Linked DNA regions of Homo sapiens: region 1 is linked to region 2. Evidence: chromatin contacts called from ENCODE POLR2A ChIA-PET data. All regions are on one chromosome and are shown on one strand. Each heading gives the region's core, a stretch centred on a gene start or an enhancer-like site at or near the end of the contact. The rest is flanking DNA. Distances are from core to core; before and after follow the strand shown. Region 1 overlaps SASH1 (SAM and SH3 domain containing 1). Region 2 has its middle 98 kb from the start of SASH1.

Evidence for each region. ChIA-PET counts read pairs that join two places held with the same protein, here RNA polymerase II (POLR2A).
Region 1: POLR2A ChIA-PET joins it to region 2 with 13 read pairs in Panc1. The contact joins two enhancer-like sites. POLR2A ChIA-PET finds 5 or more read pairs at or near these places in 5 of 52 experiments (BJ, HEK293, Panc1 and 2 more).

Annotation. Positions count from the first base shown.
Region 1 is chr6:148,430,770-148,434,491 of GRCh38, forward strand. The region is part of intron 2 of SASH1 (SAM and SH3 domain containing 1); the gene reads left to right. Among named protein-coding and RNA genes, the nearest start is that of SASH1, 90 kb to the left of the region's middle. Within about 2 kb of position 1,827, at least 3 of the 41 ENCODE cell types and tissues checked have a DNase peak (open chromatin) inside an H3K27ac peak, as active enhancers do.
Region 2 is chr6:148,243,275-148,246,947 of GRCh38, forward strand. It overlaps a transcript of SASH1 not described here. Among named protein-coding and RNA genes, the nearest start is that of SASH1, 98 kb to the right of the region's middle. Within about 2 kb of position 1,471, at least 8 of the 41 ENCODE cell types and tissues checked have a DNase peak (open chromatin) inside an H3K27ac peak, as active enhancers do.

The DNA.
Region 1 (3,722 bases), core at 577-3,076, 190 kb after region 2:
GGTTCCCAGGTGATGCTGATGCAGATGGTCCACAAATCACATTTTGAATAGCAGAGACACAGAGTACTATTTCCAGAAGATGGAGTTGACAATAGTGATTAGAGGGGCATGACACCACTTATAGCCCTTTTAGAGTAAAAAAGGACCCTAAAGATTATCAAGTGGTCCATTTGCCGTTTGTTGCCATTGGAAAAACCAAACCAAACAAAACAGGTTCTAAAGGTTACACTACAGCAGGGAGCAGAACTGGACTCCAGTCTCCCAGCTGACAGTACTTTCCATGCAGCCGTATGCTGGTAGCCCAGGTAGCTGTGAGGCGAAGGACTACAAGTGGAATGGATTCACTGGATGGATGCCAGAAACCTTGGGAAGAGAAAAGCAGTAGCTTTGGGCAGCTGATTTAGTGGGGAGTGAGAAGACTCCTAAGACAATAGATTTTTTTTTTTTTTGAGACGGAGTCACTCTGTCGCCCAGGCTGGGGTGCAGTGGCACGATCTCGGCTCACTGCAACCTCCTCCTCCCGGGTTCAAGCCATTCTCCTGCCTTAGCCTCCCTAGTGGCTGGGACTACAGATGCCGGCCTCCACGCCCGGCTAATTATTGTATTTTTAGAAGAGATAGGGTTTCACCATGTTGGCCAGGCTGGTCTCAAACTCATGACCTCAGATGATCCACCCACCTCAACCTCCCAAAGTGCTGGATTATAGGTATAAGCCATCACGCCTGGCTGACAATGTTGAATTTTAAGTCCTGGTAAAATCGACACATGTTCCATGAATTGACTGGAATAGAGAAGTCAGACAAGAGTGGAATGATTTCCTGGCAAGGGTGAGAATGTTGACTTTCAGGTTGCCCTGGGATCTACATGCCTGACCGCCCTGCACTAGTCCATGTGTTGACTGCTGGAGCTCATCTAGTGGGACGGCTGGTTCGTCTGAGACAGGTCAGCCAGGACTGAAAGGTTAAACAGCAGCCAGCAGGTCATGGAGTCAACGCTTGGACTCCCAGAACTTTGCAAATAGTTAGAGTCTCTTTGAATTTTCAATAAAAATAAAGACGTGATGGTATTTTTAGGTTTAAAACATGGAGAAAGGGGCCTCCTTTAAAAGGTGAGAAATAACCTACTTGAATCTGATCATATGGACCCATTTGTCATAAGCAGGAAACCAAATAAAAGCCAAGACTAGATAGTGTACAAAGTAATATAATTTTTTTTTTTTTTTTTGAGACTGAATTTCACTCTTGTTGCCCAGGTGGAGTGCAGTGACGCAATCTCGGCTCACAGCAATGTCTGCCTCCTGGGTTCAAGCGATTCTGATGCCTCAGCCTCCCAAGCAGCTGAGATTACAGGCCTGTGCCACCACGCTGGGCTAATTTTGTGTTTTTCGTAGAGATGGGGTTTCTCCATGTTGGTTAGGCTGGTCTCAAACTCCCGACCTCAGGTGATCTGCCTGCCTCGGCCTCCCAAAGTGCTGGGATTATAGGCGTGAGCCCCCACGCCTGAGCAATATATACATTTTTAAGTAGAGTTTATCTGGAAGTTTCTGTTCTTCTGGTTTATCTGTTACTTGGTAAGGATCTCTCCGGTGAAGAACACATATAATGTAGTTTGCCAACTGGGAGATACCACAACTCTACAGCCTTCTTGTAAAGTGATAAAAAAAACGTAAATCTGTGACCGGCAGCAACTTTCCACAGCAGTTCAGAGCTTGGGTCCTTCCATTAATTGCATGCATCAGTAGTAGCATGTGGCATTTTACTTTTAGCTGCATGTGGCTAAGCATCCGATCGCCTCTGGCTTTTTCCACCTCCTCCTTCCTGTACCTAGTGTGGAGGAGGAGAACTTGGCACTGAGCTGAGCTGGTGGGCGCCTGGTATTCTTCCTCTCCATTTTTGGAACAGAAGGGGGATTTGTCCCTCCTGCTTTTCCAGCTGTGAAGTTCATTTGGCTTGCAGCCTTGGCAGCATTAAGGGAGGAGGAACGTGTGGATTTCCACAGGAAGGTGGAGACAAAGTGGGAGTGGGGATGAGGGCATGATATTTGTTTTCCAGGATCTAATTCTGCCCTGGGTGGGTTTTTGAGTCTGGTATTTTGCACAATGGGATGTAGCTCCTAAAGCCAGAATGTCATCATTTAGGGTCAGAGACTTAGTTTTGTATTTGACCTAGTCCCTTTTAGTGTGGCTGTAGATGTGTGTGTGTATACATACACAAGCAGGTGAAAGCACACACAGGTACACATTTGTTTCGGTTTTGGTTTTGGCAAACTACTGATTTCATCTTGCAATACTTGGGTTTTGCTTTTGTTGTTGGATTTATTTATTTTTTTAGCTTCTGTATTAGATACAATAAATGTTTGTGGAACTATTTTTTCTACAAATTGTCCAATCTGACAATAAATGCATTTGAGGTTTTTCTCCCCAGTAAGATTTTTGATCACCTGATTCATTTTTCTTTTTAACTATACCATACTATAGCGGAGCCTCTTTTAGTCAAAGTATGAATATGAAATCATTTCAGCATGGTCCTTCTCTATTAATAATAAAATATACAAATTTTAACACATCAAGAAAATATTTCAATACTAGCCATGACCTAACTAGAGAAATAAAGTATTAATACTTTTGTTTCTTTTTTCTTTTTTTTTTTTTTTTTTGAGACGGAGTCTCTCTTTGTCGCCCAGGGTGGAGTGCAGTGGCGTGATCTCTGCTCACTGCAACCCCTGCCTCCCAGTTCAAGCCATTCCCATGCCTCAGTGTCCTGAGTAGCTGGGACTACAGGTGTGTGCCTTCACACCTGGCTTATTTTTGTATTTTCAGTAGAGACAGGGTTTCAGTATGTTGGCCAGGCTGGTCTTGAACTACTGATCTCGTGATCCGCCCGCCTCAGCTTCCCAAAGTGCTGGTGAGCCACCATGCCCGGCCTGTTTTAACATTTCTTAGGTAGCTTTTTAGCTTAATTGTTGGACTTAATTGTTACACTTAACTTGGGAGGGTTTCTTTAAGAGTTTGTAATGTTAATGAGATTTGTCATTCTTAAATTGTTATCAGAGTTAACTTTGGGGACTTTTATTAAGTTTTAAAAAATATATGAATAATTTGTATATGTATACTTTTTATTACAAAAGGAATTTGTTATATATATCTTTTATTATGTTTTAAAAATATATTAAAGTAATTGAAAAAGGTTATAAATTGAGAAGTAACCATTGGCGTGTAGAATTCTTTTAGATATTTTCTTCTGCATTTATAGACATACATATGTAGATAATTTAAAAACATAGGGGAACTGGAGATTTTTTTTTTTTTTTTTTTTTTTTTTTTTTTGAGACGGAGGCTTGCACTGTCCCCCAGGCTGGAGTGCAGTGGCGCAATCTTGGCTCACTGCAAGCTCTGCCTCCTGAGTTCATGCCATTCTCCTGCCTCAGCCTCCCGAGTAGCTGGGACTACAGGCGCCCGCCACCACGCCAGGCTAATTTTTTGTATTTTAGTAGAGATGGGGTTTCACCGTGTTAGCCAGGGTGGTCTCAATCTCCTGACCTCGTGATCTGCCTGCCTCAGCCTCCCAAAGTGCTGGGATTACAGGCATGAGCCACCGTGCGCGGCCTGGAGATCGTATTTTTAAGCTAATCTTTCATCTTTAGAAAAAAGTAATGCAAGACTACATGCTTGTAAAAAAATTCAGTGAGATATACTCTCAGCGTTTTTTTTCCTCTATGTGCAC
Region 2 (3,673 bases), core at 221-2,720:
ACCCCGTCTTTACTAAAAATACAAAATTAACTGGGTGTGGTGGCTCATGCCTGTAATCCCAGCTACTCGGGAGGCTGAGGCAGGAGAATCGCTTGAACCTGGGAGGTGGAGGTTGAGGTGAGCCAAGATAGTGCCATTGCACTCCAGCCTGGGCAACAAGAGCAAAATTCCATCTAAATAATAATAATAATAATAATAATAATAATAGTAAAACAAAAATTAGCCAGGTGTGGTGGCATGTGCCTGTAATCCCAGCTACTCAGGAGGCTGAGGCAGGAGAATCGCTTAAACCCAGGAGGTGGAGGTTGCAGAGAGCCAAGATCACGCCACTGTGCTCCAGTCTGGGCAAACAGAGTAAAACTGTGAAACTGTGTCTCAAAAAAAAAAAAAAAAAAAAAAAAAAAGAATTCAATGTGATCAGGAAACTTGAAATCCTGCTTTAAAGTTGGACTTCCACCTTTAGCTCCCTAAACAAACGTGACAGTCATTATTGAGCTTTATAAACGTGTTAGTAATTGGGAGACTATGGAAATGAGGAATGGCCAGTTTTATGTTTTAGAGAAATGATGCCAGGAAGACCACTCTTTCATTAAATCAAATCTGATCCTCCACATTAGGCTATGCAGGGAGACTTGCCATGTGGGAAGCGCCTGGCCCACCTGGCCAGGATTTGGAGTCTCTCCTCTGACAACTACACCAGCCTCAGGGGACACTCTCTGCCTCAACTCTGTTGGCAACCACTGATGAGATTGGTTTCTGAGTTCCCCAAAGCACTCTGAGACTAGGCTGAAACATGTAAAGAAAACCCCATTAAATGACTAGGAATAGCAAAAAGAATAAAATAACCCACAATTTTGTTCTTTGCTCTCAACACAGCACTTGACCATCTTCCCCCTTTCCCAGCTCTAAGCCTGCATCCATGTGGCAAGGCCATTATTCCCCTCTACCAGGCAGGACCCGAAAGTATGCTTAGACTCCTGGAAGCCTAGACCTTACCACCTACTAGGTTTTGGTATCCTGTCTTCAAACACGTATATTCCTTGCATGTTTACACTGGAAAATGTATCCCTATCATGCAGAGGAGACCGGCTTTATTCACAGGCCTTGGTCTTTCCCATGGCCTCAACAAGACAACCACATCAGAATACTACATGCACATATTGATGGATGAACACACCCAGCGGTAGGACGTTGTTTTATTATAAAGGGTTATTATGATGATACAAATGTCACAGACATTTAGAGAGTGGGCCAGTGTTCCTGGGTGCTAAGGCGTTGTTTGCAGCTCTAGTGGGAGGCAGAGGAAGGTACACATTGTAGGCCTCCGTTTCTTTAATAGGGAAGACCCTCTTAAAGAGGGTGCAGCAGTTTGGAGAAGAAGCTCCTGCTGTTGTTGTTGCTGCTGTTGTTTCTCCTGGGGCCACGTGTCTGACTGCTCCTATTTCAGGGCAACTGGGTCACAGCTGTGCTGCCGGCCACAGGGCTTCTCTAAGCATAGGCCCCAAGGGCGACATGAGAAAAGCCACCTGACAGAGTGGATTCTTGCTTTGCCTGGCTGTAAGGAAGAAAGAACTTCATTTGCCCTAAGCTGTTCACAGGTTCTGGGGCCTGGGGCCTGAGGCCTGGGGCATGTGTGTGTGTGTGTGTGTGTGTGTGTATGTGTGTGTGTGTGTGTGTGTGTGTGTGAGAGAGAGAGAGAGAGAGAGAGAGAGAAAGATTACAAGCTGTATCTTGGTATTCCTTTTTCAAATCCACATTCCATTACCCCATGTTCAACTCAGTTGGTTTCCAGGAGCCCTCCCAAGAGAAACAGCTGCTTGATGCCTTAAAGAGGAAATGTTAAAAGCTCTTGAGATTTAGAATTTTAGAATCTGCAGGGTTGATAACTTCCTCTCTGCTTATGAAAACAAATAGCACTAACTCCTCTTTCTCGACACAAACACGGTTCCCAAATGATTGTTTTCCTCTCTCAAATACGGTTCTATCAAGGAAGAGCAGATAACACCAGGTAGCCTGCAATTAAGTTGTAGATGCTAATAATAAAATCGGTTCTTGGTATTATAGCATGGATACTGTTCATCATTATGCTGCAATTGAAAAGTGATACAAAGATAGAGACCAGAGAACTTCCGCTTGAGGCTAGACGGTTTCCCACCTTTGAGATACAAAAGGTCAATCTAACACAAGTGATTACTGATTTGGAAGCATTAAGTTAGAACAATTAATTATCCCATAGTAAATGCATTACTGGTTGTCTCTCCTGGGGTTCTTTAGTAAGGTTGAGTTATAGAACTGGCAGTGTAGCTCTTAATAACTGAAGGGACTTTTTTCTTTCGGAAGACATGTTAGTGAGAAGGGGGTAGTGTTTTGGTACGGTTTGGTTTGGGTTGGGTTTGGTTGCCAAGTTTGAGAAAACAAGAATTAAGCTGGGGGCCAGGTGCGGTGGCTCGTGGCTGTAATCCCAGCACTTTGGGAGGCCAAGGCGGGTGGATCACGAGGTCAGGAGATCGAGACCATCCTGGCTAACACAGTGAAACCCCGTCTGTACTAAAAAATACAAAAAAATTAGCCGGGCATGGTGGTGGGCGCCTGTAGTCCCAGCTACTCGGGAGGCTGAGGCAGGAGAATGGCGTGAACCCGGGAGATGGAGGTGAGCCCAGATCGCACCACTGTACTCCAGCCTGGGCGACAGAACCAGACTCCGTCTAAAAAAACAAAAAAAAAAGAAAAAGAAAAAAAAAGAATTAAGCTGGGAAACATCTGCTTATCCCTAACACATACACAAACACACATGTGTACACATACATGCATGCTCAGACTTCATATTTTTCTCTTCTCTTCTCTTTTCTCTCTCTCCCTGTCTCTCTCTCCTCTCTCTCTCTCTGTCTTATAGATTACCCATATTCTTGAGAGTTGACAGAACAGTGGATTCAGAAACAAGAGCTAACAGGAATAAGTAGAAGTCTTTTCATTGTCATTTATCTTATCGTCATTCAGTTCATGTATTTTCCTCTGGCAATTCTTTTTAAACAGAATGTTTCCTTTAGAATTGTTTCTTTCTCTCAACTTCAGCCCGAAAATTTTAAGGTAGTGGGGTAATGTTTATGTGTGTGTGCTTTAAAACAAACAGTAGACCTTTCTGGGTGTTGAAAATGATTAGTGACAGCATCAATACCATTCATTTGTGTTATTTCACACATTTTTCCATAAAGGGATTCATCCCAGGACTCATTTATTCTTGATTCAACTCATTTCTCATCACTAGCTTTTGGTGCCAAGTACAAAAGGAGTTTCAATCCTCCTAAATATTTGCAGATCAGATAGACATAAAATAATAGAGAGACTATTCTATAGTAAAAAGAAAATATTTTAAGGAAGGGATTACTTTGTATCAACCACAGTCAGGTTCATAATTTATCTGACATGCTTGTAAACAAACAGCTGAAAGATCTTCAGCCTCCAAAATATTATGAATACTTTTGCAATGAAAAAGTAAATGTGTTCAAAAACAAAATGATTTGTAAATTTAACTAAAAGTTTGCGTCGCTACGAGTTTACTGGTATCCAAAGAATATCACACACTTTTTGTTTCCATTTACTGATTCATCAAATATTTATTGAGTCCTTAACCTATGCTATGTACTTGTACTAAGTGTTTGGAATGCAGATGGCC